Regions from separate parts of the Homo sapiens genome. Here region 1 is linked to region 2. Evidence: read pairs that join two places in POLR2A ChIA-PET (ENCODE). Cell type or tissue: HepG2. All regions are shown on one strand. Each heading gives the region's core, and the rest is flanking DNA. Links, peaks and the distances in the headings are about the cores only. Region 1 has its middle 18 kb from the start of SRSF5. Region 2 holds the start of LOC100506358 (a long non-coding RNA gene).

The links. ChIA-PET counts read pairs that join two places held together with the same protein. Peaks named below come from ENCODE experiments on the same cell type or tissue, not always from the same donor. Only the 100,000 strongest peaks of a DNase experiment are listed, where the experiment ranks them.
Region 1: POLR2A ChIA-PET joins it to region 2 with 6 read pairs; 10 of 35 experiments call an interaction of 5 or more read pairs at or near these places.

Annotation. Positions count from the first base shown.
Region 1 is chr14:69,743,739-69,755,160 of GRCh38, reverse strand. No RefSeq gene overlaps it. Among named protein-coding and RNA genes, the nearest start is that of SRSF5, 18 kb to the left of the region's middle. In HepG2, for the core only: no CTCF peak of the experiment used is centred there; a DNase peak (open chromatin) is centred at 5,000.
Region 2 is chr14:69,804,461-69,815,882 of GRCh38, reverse strand. It overlaps LOC100506358 (a long non-coding RNA gene), which reads right to left and starts at 4,123. Exons shown (of 2, transcript NR_149012.1): 1 at 3,885-4,123; 2 at 1-618. In HepG2, for the core only: no CTCF peak of the experiment used is centred there; a DNase peak (open chromatin) is centred at 6,442; H3K4me3 peaks cover 459 bases.

The DNA of each region.
Region 1 (11,422 bases), core at 2,860-7,859, 60 kb after region 2:
ATTAGCCAGGCATGGTGGCAGGCGCCTGTAATCCCAGCTACTCGGGAGGCTGAGGTGGGAGAATTACTTGAACCTCGGGGGGCGGAGGTTGCAGTGAGCCGAGATCACACCACTGCACTCCAGCCTGGGCAAAGAGCAAGACTCTGTCTCACAAAAAAAAAAAAAAAAAAAAAGGTAGATCCCAGAATGAGCATGTGAGTCTCAATTCCAAGTTCCCTGGAAAGGAAAACCTGATTGGCCCCGTTTAGGTAAGGTGTCTATTCTGGTCCAATCAAAGATGAGGTCACATGGTACAAACATGGCTGCCAAAGAGCTCACCTCATAGATGAGGATGATGTTTCTCAGTATTATTGTCAACAAAGGTGAAATCCCAAATGTTGAATAAACAAGCAGCTCCATTTCAAAATGGCCCTGACTGCCCTAGATTAAATTCCCAAGCACCCACCAACCTTTCACCAAAGCAGGCCAAACCCGCTTTATCTTCCAGCACTAGGCCCTGCTTTGGCAAAGACATGTGAAACCGTCTTATCTGCCTGGGTCATGCCTATCTTCCTTGCATGATTAGGCACAAGAAGATTTCCTAATGGTTACCTACTGTAATTGTAACATTCAGGAATAATTGGAGGGCTGATACATGCCCAGGTACTGTTCAAGGAGTTCCATAGGCTTCTTTCATTTGACCCCCTCAACAGCCCTAAGAGAGGTACTGCTAATCCTGTTTTACGGTAGAGGAAATATATTTTGAGAAGTTTCTTTCCCAAGCTCAATAACTATTAGTGACAGTGTAGGATTCAAGCCCAAGAGCTCTTCCAATGGGCCAAGGTCAACTCTGGGGTGGAATGGAGGAGTGAACAGAGTGGAGTTGAGCGCCTTGGCCAGGGAAGCAGAGGCTAAAATGGAAACCGAGTTTAGGCTGAGGGGCTCAGACACTGTGGATGCCCTGCTTAGTTTCTGAGGCACTGACACTCCCCACAGCCCTAACTCAGCACATGCCTATCTTACTCAACCTTCCCCAGTAAAATAGGGCTAATAAGGAGCAGAGTAGCATGATGATTACAGTGATTTATCTTTTGAGTCTCAAAGCATTTTATAAGCATTTCCTGTCCTGGGCAGATTTAAAAGATAGACCAAATTTAGACCACATACCCATAATAATAACTCACATTTATCAAGTGCTTACTGTTCCTGACACATGCTCAGAACTTTGCATTAAACCACCTACTTCCCCAAAACACAACAAGCTTTCATAAGAGGAGACTGAGGCTTAGAAAATAACTTCCAGGCAGGGTGTGGTGGCTCACGCCTGTAATCCCAGCACTTTGGGAGGCTGAGGCAGGCAGATTGCTTGAGCTCAGGAGTTTGAGATCAGCCTGGGCAACATGGTGAAACCCCATCTCTACAAAAAATTAGTCAGGCGTGGTGGCACGTGCCTGTAGTCCCAGCTACAGGGGGGCTGGGATGGGAGGATTGCTGCCGAAAGAAAGAAAAAAGGAAGGAAAGAAAGAAGGAAAGAGAGAAAGGAAGGAAGGAAGGAAGGAAGGAAGGAAGGAAGGAAGGGATGGATCCAAATTTCAACAGCAAGTATGCATTCGAACCCAAGCATTTTATCCCAAAGAGCCTCAAACTTTTACTATGTTTCAAACAAATAAATATTGGAGGTAGGGCTGAGCACAGTGGCTCATGCCTGTAATCCCAGCACTTCGGGAGGCCAAGGTTGGAGGTTTACTTGAGCCCAGGAGTTTAAGACCAGCCCAGGCAACATAATGAGACCTCACCTCTACAAAAAATTCAAAAATTAGTCAGGCATGGTGGTCTGTACCTGTGGTCTCAGCTACTCAGGAGGCGGAGATGGGAGGATCGCTTGAGCTCACAAGGTCGAGGCTGCAGTGAGCTGTGATCGTGCCACTACATTCCAGCCTGGGTAACAGAGTGAGACCCGGTCTCAAAAAAAAAAAAAACTCTAGATGTAGGCTGAATAAAAACTTAAGGACATATCCAGAGAAGTTTAAGAAAGGAATTTGCTACACAAGAGGAAATAAGGCCAAGGAGACATTCTCTCTAAAGGGAAAAAGCAGAATGGCAAGGCAGCTCTGGGTTATGAAAAGCAGCTTCCACCTCCTCTCCAGGAGGTCAAGGTTATCTTTACATCAAGCTCTTAACCATGGCACCTGCTCTGCTCAGCATGCCTGTGTGTGAATGCCTGGGGTATGTGAACCCCTGGGGAACACAGCATGACTTTCCAAGGGGTACTTGGAATTCCATTTTAAGGGACCCACCTACTATTCTAGATCCTCCACTTTGAAAAGAACTCTTTCCTAATTTGATTTGATGGTGAACTCTCCCGTGGTCCAGGTGTCTCTTTTTTTTTGAGACAGAGTCCCACTCTGTCACCCAGGCTGAAGTGCAGTGGTGCAATTTCCACCTCCCTGGTTCAAGTAATTCTCATGCCTCAGATTCCTGAGTAGCTGGGATTACAGGCGCACACTACCATGCCCAGCTAACTTTTGTATTTTTAGTAGAGATGGGGTTTCATCATATTCAAGGCCAGGGTGATCTTGAACTCCTAGTCCCAGGTGATCTGCCTGTCTCAGCCTCCCAAAGTGCTGGGATTACAGGCATGAGCTACTGCGCCTGACCCAGGTATCTCCTTTTTAACAGCCCTTTCCCCTCCAGACAGAGATTCAAGATGACTGAGAGGTTACCTTTCTTTTTGTCAGATGATAAAGAAGCACCTCAGAGGCCCCAAACAAAGGGACAATTGGAAATATTGGGTGGCATTGAGAAAGCCAGTGAGTCTCATGATAAGATAACAAATCCTTTCAGAAATCAAATGGTTTTCAATCTTTTTGCTTGTTTTGGAGACAAGGTCTTGCTCTGTCACCCAGGCTGGAGTGCAGTGGCACAATCATGGCTCACTGAGCCTCAACCTCCAGGGCTCAAGCGATCCTCCCCCTTCAGCCACCTGAGTAGCTGGGACTACAGGTGCCTGCCACCATGCCCAGCTAAAAAAAAAAAAAAAAAAAAAAAAAAAGACAGACATAACCAAGTTGCTGGCTAATGTATCAAGTATAATTTTTTATCATTCAAGGAATTTTAAAAATCGAGTGACATTGCTGTAATAAAACTCTATCCATCCCCACATACTTGTTTATATTAATATAAACGTTCCTTAGCACTTTCATGTATAAATATCTTTCTCCCAATGAACATTATTTATCCACAGTTGTATTTTAAAAGCTCTATCTACCTCATTAAGAGATGTATTTCTAGTAAAATTACTTTGGAAATGAAATAATTCTCAAAATTTTTATTATGTTTATGTTGTTTTGCTCATAGGAAATTAAAATTCACTATATACATTTAGATATACAATTTTAATGCATAGAATATGAAAGGGAGTTTTAAAACACTTTCAGCTATAAAAACATTATATTGTGATAAAAGTCTGCAGGTGAAGTAGAATGACAATGAGTTCAAATGGAAAAGGAATGATATAAATTTCTGTCATATTAGAGAAACTGGTTTCTATGTATTAAAATGAATCTGCCAGGCGCAGTGGCTCACACCTGTAATCCCAGCACTTTGGAAGGCCGAGGCAGGCAGATCACGAGGTCAGGAGTTCGAGACCAGCCTGGCCAACATAGTGAAACCCGGTCTCTACTAAAAATACAAAAATTAGCCAGGCATGGTGGCAGGCACCTGTAGTCCCAGCTACTTGGGAGGCTGAAGCAGGAGAATCACTTGAACCTGGGAGGCAGAGGTTTCAGTGAGCCAAGATCACACCATTGTACTCTAGCCCAGGTGACAGTACGAGACTCTGTCTCTAAAACAATTTTTTTAAATAATAAAATATAAAAAATAATAAAATAATAAATATAAAAATATATTTTATATTTTATAAAATATAAAAAATAATAATAATAAAATTTAAAAAATAATAAAATGGATCATCATCAGTATCAAATTGTGATGGGGCCAAGCATGGTAGCTTATGCCTATAATCCCAGCACTTTGGGAGGCTGAGGCAGGAGGATCACTTGAGGCCAGAAGTTGGAGCCCATCCTGGGCAACATAGCAAGACCCTGTCTCTTGAAAAAAAGAAAAAAATGGTGACAGTATGCAGGTCTCAAGGGATTTATTTAAAAGAGTGATATAACAGCTTTATTCTGAAATGTCAATACTGTTTTGTTTTGTTTTAGCCTTTTAGCAGCCTGAAGCCAGGGTTTTTAGTTTCTGTCTCTAGTGATAAGCAGAAAAGAGGGATGAGGAAGGGGCTTTACTGGTCCAACCAGAAACAGAAACTAAGAACCCATGACTGTATTCTCTCTTGGACACTTAAAGGGTAGGTGAACAATAAGATTGGAAGAGCACAGGCCTGAGCCAAGGAGCTCAACACACTAACACAGGGAAGTGGGCTTAAAAGGGTGAGTGTTACGGGAGTTACCCTGCCCCAGGGACAGTGTAGACACCTGGCCTCACATTAAATCCTCTCCCTGACTTCCCTCATCAGATGACATTCTGTGAAGCAGATGGCTTTTCTTAAAGGGCCATTTCATGCCCTCTCTTGGGCACCTCTTTCGTTCTTTGCAGTGGGTCACCAAGCCTATAGAAGCACTTTCAAAGTCACTGATTCTCAAACTCAGAGACCCACCAGAGTTGGACCCATTGGAAGGTCTGCTTAACAATGCAATTTCCAGGCCTTCCTTAAACCCATGGAATCAGATTCTCTAAAGTCTTTGAAAGAAACTGTCCCAAACATAAGCTGGAGTAGAGCGCTGTGGTTGGTATAAATAGCTGTTTCTTCCTGGAAGAACTTTGCATTCCCAACAAAACAACTGAGCAAATTTTTAAGAGACTTTAATGGTTTTAAGATCCCTTTCTAGGAGCCTCATCCAGCTACGTGTGGCCTTGGGAGGAGCCTAATGACCTTTCACCAATTCTAGAAGGGCTCTGATAATCTTTAACCAGACATTCTTTTTTTTCTCCCTGGTCTCTAGTCTAGCAATGATTATCTAAACTAGAACTGTCCAATAGCAACATAATGCAAACCACAGATGCAAGTGATACCCTGGTTTCTCCTGCCTCCTGAACAAATATTCCTGAGAAACACAACTGCCAAACTGTCCTTGCTTCACTGTGACACTCAATCCAGAGCTGCTCCTGCTTCCCCTTGTTCCATTCCCAAATCATTCAGCATAAGCTCCAAACCCTATAAAAATCTTTCCCCACTTCCTTATGAGGAGATGCCCAGGGATGGTCATAGTATGTGTCTTTCCTTATCACCCTAACTTTTTAAACTGTGGGTTTGTTGGCCAGGTGCAGTGGCTCATGCCTGTAATCCCAGCACTTTGGGAGGCCGAGGCGGGCAGATCACCAGGGGTCAGGAGTTCAAGACCACCCTGGCCAACGTGGTGAAACCATATCTCTACTAAAAATACAAAAATTAGCCAGGCACGCCTGTAGTCCCAACTACTCGGGAGGCTGAGACAGGAGAATTGCTTGAACCCAGGAAGTGGAGGCTGCAGTGAGACTGAGATCACACCACTGTACTTCACCCTGGGTGACAGAACGAGACTCCATCTCAAAAAATAAATAAATAAATAAATAAATAAACTATAGGTATGCACCAGTGGGGTTTAATGGGTCTTATCACAACACTGTGAAGTAGAATGATGTTATCCCCATAGTAAAGATGAAGACTCTGAGTCAAGTAATGTGTTTAGATCACAACTATACATGGTAGAACCTGGTTATGAAGCCAGGCTACCTAAAAATAGCAGCCATGGCCCAGTCCACCATGCACAGCTGGCCACCAACTTGGATGTAAATGTGACACGGACTAGTTAGAAGAGTGATCCAGAAATTGAAGTGTGCACAAGAATCACCTGCAGCAGCTGTTAAAAGGCAGATTTCCAGGAACCCACCCCACTCCCCACCAGCAGTTAAAGCAACTTTTCAGACACACTGATTACAAATACATGTCAAAGTTTTGTTTCAAACTTGCTGCAAGGCAGGAGGCTTTCTAAAAGAAGAAGAAATGAACTCAAAGATTTCTCTCTTGGCAGAGACTTTTTTTTTGAGATAGAGAGTCTCACTCTGTCACCCAGGCTGGGGTACAGTGGTGCAATCATGGCTCACTGCAGCCTCGACCTCCTGGATTCAAGTGGTCCTCCCACCTCAGCCTCCCAAGTCGCTGGGACTATAGGCCTATACCACTACATCCAGCTAATTTTTTATTTTTTGTGGAGATGAGTTCTTGCTATGTTGCCCAGGCCGGTCTCAAACTCGCGGGTTCAAGTAATTCTCCCACCTTGACCTCTCAAACTGCTGGGATTACAGGTATGAGCCACCTTGCCTGGTTTGGGCAGAGACATTTTAAAAAGAAAAAATAAGAATGTTTAAATATTTGCTGGCCAATATGGAACCACAAGCCAGATGTGGCTCTTGAGCACTTGAAGTGTGGCTAGTCTGAATTGAGATATGCTAGAAGTGTAAAATGGGATGTTCCATGTTCATTGAAAAAATTTCTGGTAGCAACACTTCTCATTGTCCATGATTTTAGAGAACAAGTTTTCTCAGCACTAGGTCATTGATGTTAAATAACAAAAACAGCCAGGCACGGTGGCTCACACCTGTAATCCCAGTGCTTTGGGAGGGTGAGATGCTTGAGCCCAGGAGACTGCTTGAGCCCAGGAGACTGAGACCAGCCTGGGCAATATGATGAAACCCCATCCCTACAAAAAATACAAAAATTAGCCAGGCATGGTGGCATGCACCTGTAGTCCCAGCTACTCAGTAGGCTGAGGTGGGAGGCTCACCTGAGCCTGGGAGATTGAGGCAGCAGTGAGCCAGGATTGTGCCACTGCACTACAGCCTGGCAACAGGTGAGACCCTGTCTCAAAACGAACAAATGAAAAAAGCATCATAGAGGATCCTGTCCTAAGACTCCCAGCAAACTTCCCAGAGCTAAAGATTCTCTTTTTGGCTGGGTGCGGTGGCTCACGCCTGTAATCCCAGCACTTTGGGAGGCTGAGGCGGGCAGATCAAGAGGTCAGGAGATCAACCTGGCTAACATGGTGAAACCCCGTCTCTACTAAAAATACAAAAAATTAGCCGGCCTGGTGGCGGGCGCCTGTAGTCCCAGCTACTGGGGAGGCTGAGGCAGGAGAATGGCGTGAACCCGGGAGGCGGAGCTTGCAGGTGAGCCAAGATCGCGCCACTGCACTCCAGCCTGGGCGACAGAGCGAGACTGCGTCTCAAAAAAAAAAAAAAAAAGATTCTCTTTTTGTCGTAATCATTGCTTTCTTTATCTAAGAATTCTTTTTTGACTCAGTCAGGGCTTTGATCCTGGACTTTGTTTTGTTTTCCATTGTGAAAGGAAAATATCTTGGGCCCCTGAGACCTGTCTCAGATTTTCTGGGTTCACATGTTGGTAACCATGTAGGGATTCTGAGTAGAGATGCCCCTGACCTTTGACAAATCTCCTATCAGTGCTTGGTACCAGCATGAGCTAACTTTATGCCTCAAATCAATAGGACAATTTGCTGAGGTCTGAGAGCACCCCCTCCAGAGAATCTCTGATCTCTCAAAATGTGGTCGAGATCATAAGTTTATTTTGCTGTACAACTCCTCTCTTTTTTTTTTTTTTTTTTTTTTTTGGAGTTTTATTCGCTTCCAACACAAGGAAAGCAAGTTTTTTCTGCTTCTTTGATGATGGAAGGCAGGTAACTCCTTTATGGAGTTTGAGCTCACTTCTAACAGGGAAGATGAGTTGTTGTTCTTTTCCCCTGCTTCTAGGATGGTAGAGAGCAGTCTTCAGCCTGAGACCCATTCCTTAGGTAAGTAACCGAATTGGGGTTTGTCTTGGCTAAAGTTAAGATTAACAACCAGCTGGTCTTAATTTCTCCTCATCATATTGTTGAGGTTTTTTGTTGTTGTTGTTTGTTCCCATCTAAAGTTGTTATCCTAATTCTAGTTCAGAGATGCATTTTAAAGGGTCTTCTTTATTGCGTTTTCTCCTAAATTTAATCTTAATTTGGTTTGTCTGTGTGTATTTGCATGAGGAACTGAACTGTTTTCATCTGTTAATAAGAGACTGAGTTTTCTCAGCTCCAAAGAGAAAGGGCATTTTGCTCCTTCCAGCTGAAAGGCACTCCTGGGTGACTGGGGGCCTTGTGAGAGTCTCTAGGGGGCTGACCCCCTGCTATGTGCAGCAGCCCTGCTGGGAGATCCCCAGCAAAAATTAATTTTAAAAATGGCTTGTTAGCCGGGTGCAGTGGCTCACGCCTGTAATCCCAGCACTCTGGGAGGCCGAGGAGAGTGGGATCATGAGGTCAGGAGATTGAGACCATCCTGGCTAACACGGTGAAACCCCGTCTCGACTAAAAATACAAAAAATTAGCTGGGTGTGGTGGCACGCACCTGTAGTCCCAGCTACTCGGGAGGCTGAGGCAGGAAAATCACTTGAACCTGGGAAGTGGAGGTTGCAGTGAGCCAAGATCGCGCCACTGCACTCCAGCCTGGGCAACAGAGTGAGACTCCGTCTCAAAAAAAAAAAGGCTTGTCCAGGAAATGTATATCAGGGCTGATGACACAGCATTCTGAGCCCTCTCCAAGGTCATAGACCTCTCGAGAGAGAAACTGAGACACGTAAAGGGATGGAAACGACTCAGTGGTGACAGACTCTGGAGTCCTGCCAACAAGCAGCACATGTCAATCTACCACACAAAAACCCTAGACCACAGCTCAGGTGCTCCTTTTAAGAAATAAAAAGAAGCGTGAAACAATCTAAAAATGAGGAGAAAACAAGGAGAATGACCCCCTTTTCAGCACTCCATAGATTTTATGGCACCTCTACTTGCCAAAGTTTATGTAAAATGAAAATAATAAGATCTTTGTGCACATTTATATTAAGGAAAAAGAGCCCTAAGGTTGACCTGCAAACTACAGAGTTCCTAAGTCCTCTTTTTCTCTGTCCTTTTCTGCCTGCTCTAAATCTGCTGTTATTTTTCTATTAAGACAAAACCATTGTTTAGATCCAACAAGTTCTTTTTGCAAGCCAGTAAATTTGTATTTATCTCATGGCTAAAAGCTCTGAAATAAAAGCTGCAGGGTGTGTGTGTGTGTGTGTGTGTGTGTGTGTGTGTGTGTGTGTGTGTGTGTGTGTATTTAAAAGGCCTTTATAATTTCTATAATCCAAATTTTTCTCTCTGCACCTTATAATGTAAATTTTACTATTTGACTTCCCTTAATATGCAAATTTAAGGCTATTTAGCTGACAACTGCCCAGGGTTGTAAAACAGGTTACCAAGAATCTGAAAGTCGAAGATAGGGAAAAAAAAAAGAAACCCCTCCCCGCCCCGCACCCCCCCACCCCCAGCCACTGCTCTGTCGCCCAGGCTGGAGTGCAGTGGCACAATCACGACTCACTGCAACCTCTGCCTCCCAGGTTTAAGAAATTCTCTGCCTCAGCCTCCCGAATAGCTGGGATTACAGGCACGTGCCACCACACCCGCTAATTTTTTTTGTGTGTGTGTTTTTAGTAGAGATGTGGTGTCACCATGTTGGCCAGGCTGGTCTTGAACTCCTGACCTCGTGATCCACCTGCCTCAGCCTCCCAAAGTGCTGGGATTACAGGTGTGAGCCACCACGCCCAGCCAAAAGCATTTTTATGAATCTGTAAAATGTGCTTCCATTGGCATGTCGAATATGTCTGTGTATTTATGTGTTATATACACAATGTTTTACTACTAAAATAATACATAAAAGAGCTCTAATTAATTGGCTTAAAAAAATTAAAGTGCTACTAAAAAAGAAAAGACTAGTCAAATGCTTTTTTAAATTTATGTAACTTAAGTAAAATCTTTAATGAATAAGCTAGCTTTAAAATTATTGGTAAAGTAATATTAGAAATGTCTTAATTGCCAGCATACAGCCTGGGTGTGGTGGCTCACACCTGTAATCTCTGCACTTTGGGAGGCCAAGGCATGCGGATCACCTGAGGTCAGAAGTTCGAGACCAGCCTGGCCAGCATGGTGAAACTCTATCTCTACTAAAAATACAAAAATTAGCTGGGCATGGTGGCAGGTGCCTGTAATTCCAGCTACTCAGGAGGCTGAGATAGGAGAATCACTTGAACCCAGGAGGCAGAGGTTGCAGTGAGCTGAGATTGCACCATTGCACTGCAGCCTGGGCAACAAGAGCAAAAATCCGTCTCAAAAAGAATTGCCAGCGTACATCTTTGTTTGCATTTATTAATCAAGCAATTTCATACTTATCCCTGCCAAACAATAGAAGGTGTCAAAACTTGGCACAGGGGTTATAGCAAAACTATAAACTGAGCCAAAAACAGAATGGTCTTTGCTTGTGTGATTTTTAATAAATAAGACATTTATATTGCTTTAATGAAAATATCTGCATCTTAAATTTAGTAAGATTTCCATAACTTCTGATCTTGTAGCTCTAGGCAACCTAGTCCACAGGCAATGAGGAGGTTTGTTTTGGGAAAGGACTGTTACCATCTTTGTTTCAAAGCTAAACTATAAACTAAGTTCCTCTTAAAGTTAGTTCAGCCTATATCCAGGAATGAACAAGGACAGCTTGGAGGTTAAGAGCAAGATGGAGTCAGTTAGGTCAAATCTTTTTTCACTGTCTCAGTTATAACTTTGCAATGGTGGTTTCATAACTTTAAATCATATCACAGTTTTCATAAATAATCTAAGTAAACAATTAAAATAATTAGGTAAATGTAATGGGATGAATACTTATAGATAAACTGGTCAGAATTTAGGATACAAAGTTAAGTAACAGAGATTTCATTATTTGGGTATTTTCCAATAAATATATATTGTAGGAAAACATTCTTGCTAAAAAAAAAAAAGTGTATCCTTTTTTTAAAAAGGTGTACAAGTTTTTTCTAATTCAAAGCTAACTTAAAGGTTATGTATGAAACAAGGTAAAAGGAACCAGAAAATAAAGAGATGTAAAGAAAGTTATAAAAATAAAGAGGTATTGGCCAGGCCCGGTGGCTCACACCTGTAATCCCAGCACTTTGGGAGGCTGAGGCAGGCAGATCATGAGGTCAGGAGATCGAGACCATCCTGGCTAACACAGTGAAACCCCGTCTCTACTAAAAATACAAAAAATTAGCCAGCCTGGTGGCAGGCACCTGTAGTCCCAGCTACTCGGGGGCTGAGGCAGGAGAATGGCATGAACCCAGGAGGCAGAGCTTGCAGTGAGCCAAGATTACGCCACTGCACTCCAGCCTGGGCGACAGAGCAAGACTCCTTCTCAAAAAATAAATAAATAAAAAATAATAAAAATAAAGAGGTATTTTTTGTGGTAAGAAAGCTTAAAGCGAAATAATTTTATATGAGAAAGAATCTCGTATGGTAAATTTAATCCTAAAATAAAATGGTTGTTT
Region 2 (11,422 bases), core at 3,789-8,788:
CAGCCTTCCGTATTTATTAGGCAAAAGAGATAGTGTGAAGGGAAGTGGAAGAGGGGGTCAGCTGCTCGGTCCAGAGTAGGCTTGCAAGACTGCATTCTCTGGATGTCCCAATAGATAACCTCAAGGAGCTTGGCGTCAGGAAGCAATTGCCCTCAGCAAACCTTCTGGGGCAGGCACAGTCATGAGTTTGCCCACATTCTGTATTCATGATAAACAGTTTGCTGTTTGATCGTATAGACTCAGTGGAATGTTGGTCACGTCCCATGGGCCTTTGGCTCTCTGTATATCCTCCTTTCTGTTTATGTATTAATTGAAGGAGTGTAAGGCCAGGGTGGGCAGCTCTCATTTTCCCATTGATGGTCCATCCAACTTTACAGACTGTCCCTGGTGCTCCAGTAGTTTCTCAGCCTCCTGTGTGGTTTTCTTGAGTTGTCCCCAGGTTATGGGGGTTGATGTCATGACTGTGGTCGGCCTTCTCTCCGTCTTCGCACTCAGGCTCAGCTGGCTCATGGCTCACACCAGAGGGACCGGACCCATGGTTGGCCACCCTGGGTTCCTCCAGTCTCCCATTCCATGGTTGCACACACCTTGAGGGCACCCACACGGCTTGTCCATCTCCTGTGAAAACACAAGCATACCCTCTTCTCCACGTCAGTAAATCCACCCGACCTTTCCATTGTCCTTCCAGGGATTTCCATAATGCTTTCAGATAAACTTTCCTCTTTTCCTCTAACACTTGCCAATGTCTTTCTGCTGGAGTCTTACCATCTGTACCAGGAGTCCAAAAATGTGAAGTAAATAAGGCTAAATGTAGTTTTGATTGAGGTGGTAGTTGGCCTCCTATACCCCTTTCGTCTTTTCAACATGTGTTGTAATGTTCAATGTGCCTGCTCTACAATGCCTTGTCCTTTAGGATTATAAGGAATTCCTATTTTATGGGTTATAGCCCAAAGCTATAAGAAATTTTGAAAAGCATGACTAGTATAAGCGAGTCCATTGTCAGTTTTTAATTGTTTAAGTATCCCCATATGAGCAAATGATGACAGACAATGTCACTGTACATGACCAGCTGTCTCACCTGTTTGGCATGTAGCATGCAGCATTTGAGAATAAGTGAAACAAATTAAGCAGTTCTGGGTCTAGTGTACTTTTAACTGTAGCAGTTTCCATGTGAATGTGACTGGCTACGTTTACAACATAAGCTGAATTACAGACAATGTTGATAGGATCTGAAGCTGTGAGCTGTAAAACCTGAATGACTGTAATTAGCTCTCAGCATTGCGCTGAAGCACCAGAGGTATCTAGCTTCTCCTGTGTTAGGGGCCATTGATCCACCCGCACAGGTTTGTCACTAAGCCATTCTAATGGTAAGGCAGTGGGCAGGGGAGAAATATCAATGACCTCTGTCAGAAATCCTGATTTCCTAGCCTTTTTCTATCTGTTTTGCCAGTTACTGATATCAGGTTAGGATTTTCCTGTAGGAATTTCCCTAAACCTTTTTCACTCTGATATCCATGTCCTTCAACATTTTAAATCCTGGGTTATCAAAGTTTTCATTTGTAAGTCTCATCTCCCATGCTGTAAGTAAGTCTCAGCCCCATAAACTGATAGCTATATTTGCAACATAAGGCTGAAAAGTACATGACTGCCCATCCGGACCAAGACAAGGTAAAATCTCAGCACTCTGTTGAACACTTTGAGCTGTTCCTACTTCCACTAGGGATGTAGAAGTTAATTGCAAGAGCCAGGATGTGGGCCAATTGTCTTTAGATATTACTGATACATCAGTTCCCGTATCCATAAGCCCATAAAATTTCTTTCCTTTAATTTGTACTACACAGGTGGGTCTATTAGAGGCTATGGGTCGGGATAGATAGATTTCCCATGTAGTTGTGCTCCCAAACCCTTTATTTCCTCGTTTCTCCTTTCATGGAGAAGGGTGTAATTTGCAGGGAATAAGCAATAATTGAGCAATATATTCTCCCAGTTCAAAAACCCAAAGATCTTGTGACATTAAAACTACTTGAGTTTCTCCTTCATAATCAGAGTCAACAGCTCCTGGGACTACAGTCATGCCTTGCAAGTTAAGGCGGCTTTTGCCTAAAATTAGTCCCATGTATCCTGCTGGTGAAGTTCCCCAAATACCAGTGGGAACTTTGATGGGTTTGTCTCCCCCAACTAATGTGATTCTTTCTCTGGCAGGTAGATCTAATCCTGCACTTCCTGGTGTTCCTGGGGTGATGGAATCAATGTGCCTCCAGGAACCCATGCCTAAAACGGGGTTAAGGTCTGGACTGGGAATGCCCTCACTGTTTGTGGGACCCAAGTCCAGGCCCCCATCTCATTTCCCGACAGGGGGGTGCCATTCCGATGAAATTTTGAGCAGCAGTGATTAGCCCAGTGATTTCCTTTGTTACAGCGAGGACAAAGTCCTGGCGTTTTTTCCGCTGATGGGGGAACTGCATTGTAAGATCCTTTCTGTCCTGAGATCTGGTGGCATTCCTTTTTTAAATGTCCAGTTTTTCCACAATTATAACATTTTCCCATTTTAGAGCTTGACCCTTGGCTCCTTTTAGATTTGTCAACTACTAAATTAGCCATTGCTTCAGCTAACATTGAAGAGCGATGAAGCTCAGTTCCTGCATCTTGACAAGCTCTGAGAAAATTTCCCAAGTTTTTTGTACATCTCACAGGTGCCAGTGCACTTTTATAATCCGTGTTTGCATTCTCAAAAGCTAGAGTTAAGGTTAGCATTTCTGCAGCCATGGTATGAGGAATCTGACGCTTCACTGCGTCTTGTAATCTTGAAAGAAACTGTGCATAGGGTTCCTATGACCCTTGCATGATATGTAAAAAGGATTGTACTGGGACTCCCTCTTCAGGAATTGTGGCCCAAGTGCATTTAGTGGCCTATGCGCACTGCTGATAAGCAGCGTCTGGGAGTGCCATTTGACGTTCCAGGTCTGAATAAGGGCCATTACCCAATAGCATATCCTCTGTAATGTCTCCGTTTCCAGCAGCACAGTTCTGTCTAGCCTGCTCTGCACACTTTTCTTGCCAATTGAAATTACACATCAGCTATGCACTCGCAGACAAGCAAGTTCGCGCCAAGTGTTTCACATCAAAGGGTAAAAGATGTATGACACCAAACACTGATTCTAGCAATCCTAAAGTGAATGGGCTCTGTATGCCATTATTTACCACACTCGCTTTTAATTCCTTTAACAACTTAAACTCTAGTGGAGTGTGTTCGTGAATAACCTGCTGCGGATTATTTGGATCAGGCGTTACGGAAATAGGAAAAGCACAAGGTCCTAAGGGCTCTCCGGCTATGACAGCAGAGCATAAATTCTCTGTATTGGGGGGTCTCTATTTTTGCCACCAAAGGAGGCAGTACAGATGTTTCTGCAACTGGAGGAGGTGGTATAGGCCAATTTTTATTCTCCCTCTCCTGTCTTTTATTTTCAATTGGATCTGTGGGTGGGACAACAGATTCTTTCAGATTTTTAGATTCAGCCTGCTACCCCGCATAATAATGAGATAATGGCAGAAGTACAGTACGAACTGAACTCTGAGTGGAAAAAACTGAAGAATCAACTTTAAAACCTTTTTGATGAGCCTGTTTTAATCCTTCTGCTCTATCCCAATTTTCCACATCAAGAGTGCCTGTGGAAACCATGGGTTATGCGTAATAACCTCCGGCAGCATCTTAATGTCTGAGAACTGACCTGAGCACCAGTTTGTTTCAACAAAACTTTAAGCAACTGCACATAATGTTTTTCTCCAACAGACAAATTCTGACTCATGTTACCCTGATTCAGAAAACTTCCCATTCCTAGTACTTCTTTAAAGCACTGCTCCCAGTACCTCTTTAGGGCACCGACCTTATATCCCTGTCGGCAGACTCGGCCTGGGGTCCCCGTTCACCTTCTCAATTTCAGTTCCTCTGCTCCAGCAGACCTTCTTCGTTTACGTCCTTGAAGTCCCTGTTCTGCGGCGCCACTATGTAACCCACATGGACCTAGGGGGACTGAACAAAGCGGGCGAATGCAGGAATAAAAGACAAAAGCGTATATTTGGAAGAAGGGGTCAGGGGGCACCTTGCCTCTAGTGGACAAGGGCCCTGACCTTTACACAGCCCTCCGTATTTATTAGGCAAAAGAGATAGTGAGAAGGGGGGTGGAAGAAGGGGTCAGCTGCTCGTCCAGAGTAGTCTCACAAGACTGCATTCTCTAGATGTCCCAGTAGATAACCTCAAGGAGCTTGGCGCCAGGAAGTGATTGCCCTCAGCAAACCTTCTGGGGCAGGCGCGGTCGTGAGTTTGCCCACATTCTGTATTCATGATAAACAGTTTGCTGTTTGATCATATAGACTCAGTGGAATGCTGAGTTGGTCACGTCCCACGGGCCTTTGGCTCCCTGTACCTATTGAGCCACGGGAGTCTCAAGGAGGAGGACTTTGCCAACTTGTGGCCTCTCTGCCCCAATGCTCCATCCAGCAGTCGTCAGACACAATGACAGCTGACCAGACAGGGTACTCCAGGATCTCAGCCAACTTCCCCAGGCCATGCTTGGGAAGGAGCACAGGTCTTCTCTGGCCTCAGAGTCCCCACATTTATTCTGGTGACTGTCTCCAACCCAGGATTGTGACCTTGGGTGGGATAGTAGGTCAGGGTGCAGGAACTTTGTTTCTCTCCAGCTTTCCCTCTGATTCTCTTCCCTTCCCCAACCCAGCTCTTCTTTTGCTGTTTAGACAACTGTTTAGATTCTGGTCTTTGTTTTTGTTGTTGTTGTTGTTGTTGTTTTGAGACAGAGTCTCACTCTGTTGCCAAGGATGGAGTGTAGTGGTGCCATCATGGCTCACTGTAGCCCCCACCTCCTGGGTTCAAGGGATCCTCCTGCCTCAGCCTCCCAAGTAGCTGGAACAATAGGCACACGCCACCAAGCCCAGCTAATTCTTCATTGTTTTGTAAAGATGGGGTCTCCTTATGTTGCCCAGGCTAATTTCAAACTCCTGATCTCAAGCAGTCCTCCTGCCTTGGCCTCCCAAAGTGCTGGGATTGCAGGCATGAGCCACCACACCTGGCCTAGATTCTGGTCTTGAAAGCTATCAGTACTTTCCTCTGCTTTCAGTTTCAATGAAAAAGCTGAGTATCCTCATGCTTCCTTCTCTCCACATTTCTGAAATCCTCCTCTAAAGGCATGAGGGAACTTCCCAGCCAGGTAGCTGAGGGGCCACAGGTTACAGGATATTGTGGGCTTGGGGTGGGGAAGGTTAGTACTCAGCATTCTGTATCCTGCCACTTACTGAAATGTATTTCTATTAAGAGGTATTTACCATACCTCAATAATAAAAATAAAAGACAGGTGCTAAAGTGATCCATAATACAATGGAATCACACCACGATGTGTTACAAATTCACTTCTTACACACCCCACGATTTCCTCATGAGGTGAACATACAGAAGGTAAGGCCCTGAGCCCTCTGATAGACCTGTGGGTCTGCAGGGCTCCAGCCTTCCAACCAAGGCACATTCATGACAAGTGCAAATAACCACCCAGGGACAGCAGGAGGAGCTGGGCTGAGGCTGGCAGAGACACACACGATCACATGCTGGTGGTCTCCATAAGACTGCTGTTTGCCCCAAGGTTGCTGTTATTTTTTTGGTTATTGCCATTTTTATGTGGTCAAAATATTTTCTACTTTGATTAATTTTTTTTTTTTAATGGAGTCTCACTCTATCACGCAGGCTGGAGTGCAGTGGCGCGATCTCGGCTCACTGCAACCTCCGCCTCCCGGGTTCATGCCATTCTCCTGCCTCAGCCTCCTGAGTAGCTGGGACTGCAGGCACTGGCCACTAGGCCCGGCTTTTTTTTTTTTTTTTTTTTTTTTGGTAGAGATGGGGTTTCACCATGTTAGCCAGGATGGTCTCGATTTCCTGATTTCGTGATCCACCTGCCTCGGCCTCCCAAAGTGCTGGGATTACAGGCATGAGCCACCGCGCCTGGCCTTTTTTTTTTTTTTTTTTTTTTTGTATTTACAGTAGAAATGGAGTTTCACCATGTTGGCTAGGCTGGTCTCGAACTTCTGGCCTCAGGTGATCCACCTGCTTCGGCCTCCCAAAGTGCTGAGATTACAGGCATGAGCCACTGCACCCGGCCATTCTTTGGTTAAATTCTAAGTATTTAAGGCGTCTTAGAAGCACCTCCATAGAACCCCAGGACATCTAGGAACCCAGTTGTAAACAGTCAGACTAAACCATGAATAGCACTTATCTCTGCGTGGTGAGATTTTTGTTTTCTTTTTTGTGCTTATCTTCATTTTCTGCCTCCTCCATAATGCAACTCATATTGTTTTGTTCAAGCTGAAGAGAAATCAATGTTTTAAAGGACTTCTGACCGGGTGAGTCCTGCTGCTCTCTGCCCTCCTACAGACTTTGCTCCCTTCTGGCCATGGAATGTTTGCTTAAAGTTGCAAGGGGGAAAGAAGTGCTTCAGAGGGTAGCTGACCTCCACTCCACCAGCCTCACCATTTTCCAGGCTGAGTGGTGGAACCATAGAGAGTGTGGCAGTAATCACAACTGGCGTGATTCCAGGAAGATAATTGAAAGAGCTCCCTCAGCAAAAGTCATCAAACACTGATAGTTGTTCCCAAGAAGGCAGGGTGAGTCCTTTGGAAGTTTTAAAAAGCAGTAAAGCAACCCAACAAGGGTCAGGAAACCCATGCACCCAGAAAACATCACTGACACGTGGCAGGTAGCGGCAGCCAGCAGCAATGACCTTCCCCATTCCCCAGTCCTCGCTCATAATCATCAAATCAGCCAATTATGGCCCAAGAAAGGCCTAATGCCCTCCACTTGCCACTGCCTTTTCTCGCCAGCATCCACCTGACCTATCAGCTCTCAGAAATGGGCCAAGCTCTCTATTGTCAGTATTCACTGACCGCCTAAACCTGCTGTGGCCCCCAGCTATGCAGCACCAAATTCAGAAATTTACAAATGTGCTTGATGGCACAGAGAGAGTTCAGAAGTACTCACTGAGTGATATTGCTGCTTCAGCCATAGGAAGTGAGGGGACAAGCTTGCTGTCCCTTCAAAGCCCCACTTGCTACCCTACCTTTCAGCACTTTTTTTTTTTTTTTTGAGACGGGGTTTTGTTCTTGTTGCCCAGGCTGAAGGGCAATAACATAATCTCAGCTCACTACAACCTCCGCCTCCCAGGTTCAAGTGATTCTTCTGCCTCAGCCTCCCGAGTAGTTGGGATTACAGGCATGTGCCACCACACCCAGCTAATTTTTGTATTTTTAGTAGAGACATGGTTTCACTATGTTGACCAGGCTGGTCTCGAACTCCTGACCTCAGGTGATCCACCCTCCTCAGCCTCCCAAATTTCTGAGATTACAGGCATGAGCCACCGCGCCCAGCCACTTTTCAGCATATTTTACGCCTACTTTGGAATGGGATCCATCCTCTAAGAGCTTGTAAAAAGCAACTTGTCTGCCATCTTCACTGAGTTAGTAGCTTGTATACGCATTTCCCAACCACATGCTGGAACACTGGATCAGTACCATTTTGCTTTAATTTTGACAGATACCTAAGAGACAACGCATAGGATTGTATGAACCCATTCTGCTCATCCCCCTTCTCTAACCCACCACTTTCCAGCTAGTCTAACCCTAGAATCCCAGGTGAGAAAATAACTTGGTAGTCTCCTTGTCCAACTCTCTACTTGGTACTTGAGTCGCCTGAAAAAATGGTCATCTCTGCTTGAATGTCTCCCACCCACCTGAGCCCCAGTGGCAGGCACTTCCAAGGGACTTCATTTCTTTTTTAGACAGTTCTAGGTTGAAATTTTTCCTTATGTGGAGCCCAACACAGAGTCACCTTCCCAACTCTGAAATATCCTAAATCCAAAATGTTCTGATTTCTAAACTTTTTTTTGTAACTCCTTTTGACAGCAAACTCTGTTCTAAACTGATGTAAGACTAGTTATGGTTTTTGCTTCCCGCATCATATGGTTCACTGCAGAAAATATCAATGTGTTTCATTATGAACCCCAATTAAGATATTACATAATATTCAGTATATGTACTATATCAGCTTTCCACACTTTGAAAAACTATAGAGAGTTTTGGAAAAGATATTGTAAACCTGTATCTGCTTTTCTAAATATGATATTTAGGTTTTTTCTATATCCTAATTATTTTTTTTCAGTTGATCCATCATTGACTGTGATGGGTGAATTAAAGTTTCCTACCATTTGTTTGTCTGTTTTTACCCCCTGTATCTCTTATAATTTTAGCTTTATGAATGTTGTGCTTTGCTATTTGGTACATAGATATTCAGAACTGTTGTATTCATTGTGGATTCCATCCTTAAGTATTATAAAGTGACTTTCTTTCTTTTTTTTTTTTTTTTTTTTGAGGCAGAGTCTGGCTCTATCACCCAGGCTAGAGTATAGTAGCTCTATCACTGCTCACTGCAGCCTCAGCCTCCCTGGCTCAAGTGATCCTCCCAGCTCAGCCTCCTGAATAGCTGGGACTACAGTTATGCAACACTACTCCTGGCTAATTTTTTTTTTTAATGTTTTGTAGAGACAGGGTCTATGTTACCTAGGTGGGTCTTGAACTCCTGGGCTGGAGTGACCCTCTCACATCAGCCTTCCAAAGCACTGGGATTACGAGCATGAGCCACAGCACCCCACCTTAAAGTGACTTTCTTCATCTCCATCTAGTGTGATATTAAAATTATGACCTGGGCTTTCTTTTGTTTGTCTTTTGTTTTGTTTTGCATTTGCCTCACCTATCTTTGTATGTACTTTTATTTTCAACCTTTTTTTTTTTTTTAAGATGAAGTCTCGCTCTGTCACCCAGGCTGGAGTGCAATGGCGCAATCCCAGCTCACTGCAACCTCTGCCTCCCGGGTTCAAGCAATTCTTCTGCTTCGAAGCCTCCTGAGTAGCTGGGATTACAAGCATGTGTCACCATGCCTGGAAAATTTTTTTATTTTTAGTAGAGATGGGGTTTCACCATATTGCCCAGGCTGGTCTCAAACTCCTGACCTCAAGTGATCCACTCACCTCGGCCTCCCAAAGTGCTGGGATTACAGGCATGAGCCACTGCACCTGGCCTATTTTCAACCTTTCTGAAAACACTTATTGTAGGTGCTCACTTGCTTGAGCTCAGCATGAAGGTGGGTGTTGCCTAAGAATACTCTGAAATATTGTTTATTTTAATAGGTGAGTTAAGCCTATTTCAACATCTATTCATATGTCAAATAAATTAGCGTTAGTTCTAACATAGTAACATTATGTTCTATTTTTGTTTAGTTTTTTAAAAACATTCACTATGTAGTCTGTTGTCTTTGTTGCTGTGAATAATTATTTTCAAATTTCAATAGGTTTTCATTTTTGCTCTGTTACTTTTATAATAAAACTTTTAAAAAATACCTCTAGTTTTCTATTATTCAAGAAATGTCTATTAGTGCCTAGGAACAATGAAAAAAAAAGCACATTTCCTCTTCCTCTCTTCCTCCTCTCTCCTACCAAAGAGAACATCTTTCTCTGAGTTTCATTTTGTACTATTAAAAATGTGTATGCTTCTATTACTTGGTTTGTCAGTCTTGAGTAATATTTTTTGACTCCCACTTATTACAGATGTAACAATCAGTTACCTTAATCTACCTCTCACCTACTTTCCCCCTTCCTCCACGAGTATTTGTTCAGTGCATGTATTTATACATTGTCAGGACATGTCATTTTTACATTATTTTCAATTACTCTAAAGTGTGGAATTATTTTTGCTTTAGTCTACATTACATATATTCAAAGTTGCCTCCAGTCTTTTTTCTATAATGTCCTCAGTTATCTCTTTGTTGGCTGGCATCCATCCTCTGATTGTTTCTTCAAGAAAGATTCAAAGAATCGACATCCCCTGAATTATTTTATGATCGAGGATATCTGTAGTCTTTATGGTTGAAGGATAATTTGGCTGGATTTGAACTCCATGTGTAACACTTTTTTTTCCCTTGGACATCTTTTTTAAGTATTGCATGACTTTCTTCTGACATTGAATATTGCTGCACGGAACTCGGAAACAAGCCTGCTTCCCCCGCCCCTCAGTGACTTGATCATTTTGCTTAGTTATCTTTGAAGTTTAATAACTTTACTAGGACACATCTCTAGGTTGGCTCTCCTGCATTAATTTTCTCTGATACATAATATAAATTAATGTCTCTATTTCAGAAAATTATATTTTTGTCCCTTGCTGTGGTTTTTTTAATTGCCTATTATTTGCACCCCTTCCATTTCATCCTTATTTCTCTGATACTTTGATCTGAGTTCTGCCCACCCATGCTTCATCTCATTCTGTTATCTCACAATCTCATCCCTATGTTCTTTTTCCTTTCAACTTTTCATTTGGAAAACTTGCAGAGCTACAGACATGTTGAAAGAATAATACAATGAGCAGCCATATATCATATACTTCATATAGATTCACCAATTATTATTATTTTGCTCTATGTGCTTTCACTGTCTCTATACTCACAAACAATACATACATGCATTTTTCCAAATCATTTTTAAATAGATTGTAGACATCAGAACACTTCAACCACAAAAACTTTAGTCTGCACCTCCTAAAATAAAAACATTCCACTATATAACCCCTATCTTAGACCATTTGAATTGCTAGAATAAATTACCATAGACAGGGTAGCTTGTAAACAACAGAAAATTATTTCTCACAGTTCCAGAGGCTGGGAAGTCCAAAATCAAGACACCCACGATTCAGTGTCTGTCGAAGGCCTACTTTCTGGTTCACAGATGGTACCTTCTTGCTGTGCCCTTAGATGGTGGAGGGGGCAAGGCAGCTCTATGGGTCCTTTTTTATAAGGCCACAAAACCCATTCATGAGAGCTCTGCCCCCATGACCTAATCACCTCCCAACAACCCCACCTCCCATCACATTGGTGATTAGGTTTCAACATATGAATCTTAGGGGGGCACAAGCAGTCAGACCATAGCAACCATACTAATTTAACAATAACTTTATAATATCATCTAATATATAATCTATACTCAAATTTCCCCAATTACCTCAAAAAATGTTTTTAAATACTATTCCAACCCAGTATCCAATTATACATTGCATTTGCTTGTTATGTCTCTTTATTCTCTTTTTTTTTTTTTTTTTTTTTTTTGGAGATGGAGTCTGGCTCTGTCACCAGGCTGGAGTGCAGTGAAGAGATCTCAGCTTACTTCAACCTCCACCTCCCGGGTTCAAGCAATTCTCCTGCCTCAGCCTCCCAAGTAGCTGGGACTACAGGTGCATGCCAGAACGTCCAGCTAATTTTTGTATTTTTAGTAGATATGAGGTTTCACTATGTTGGCCAGGATGGTCTCAATCTCTTGACCTCATGATC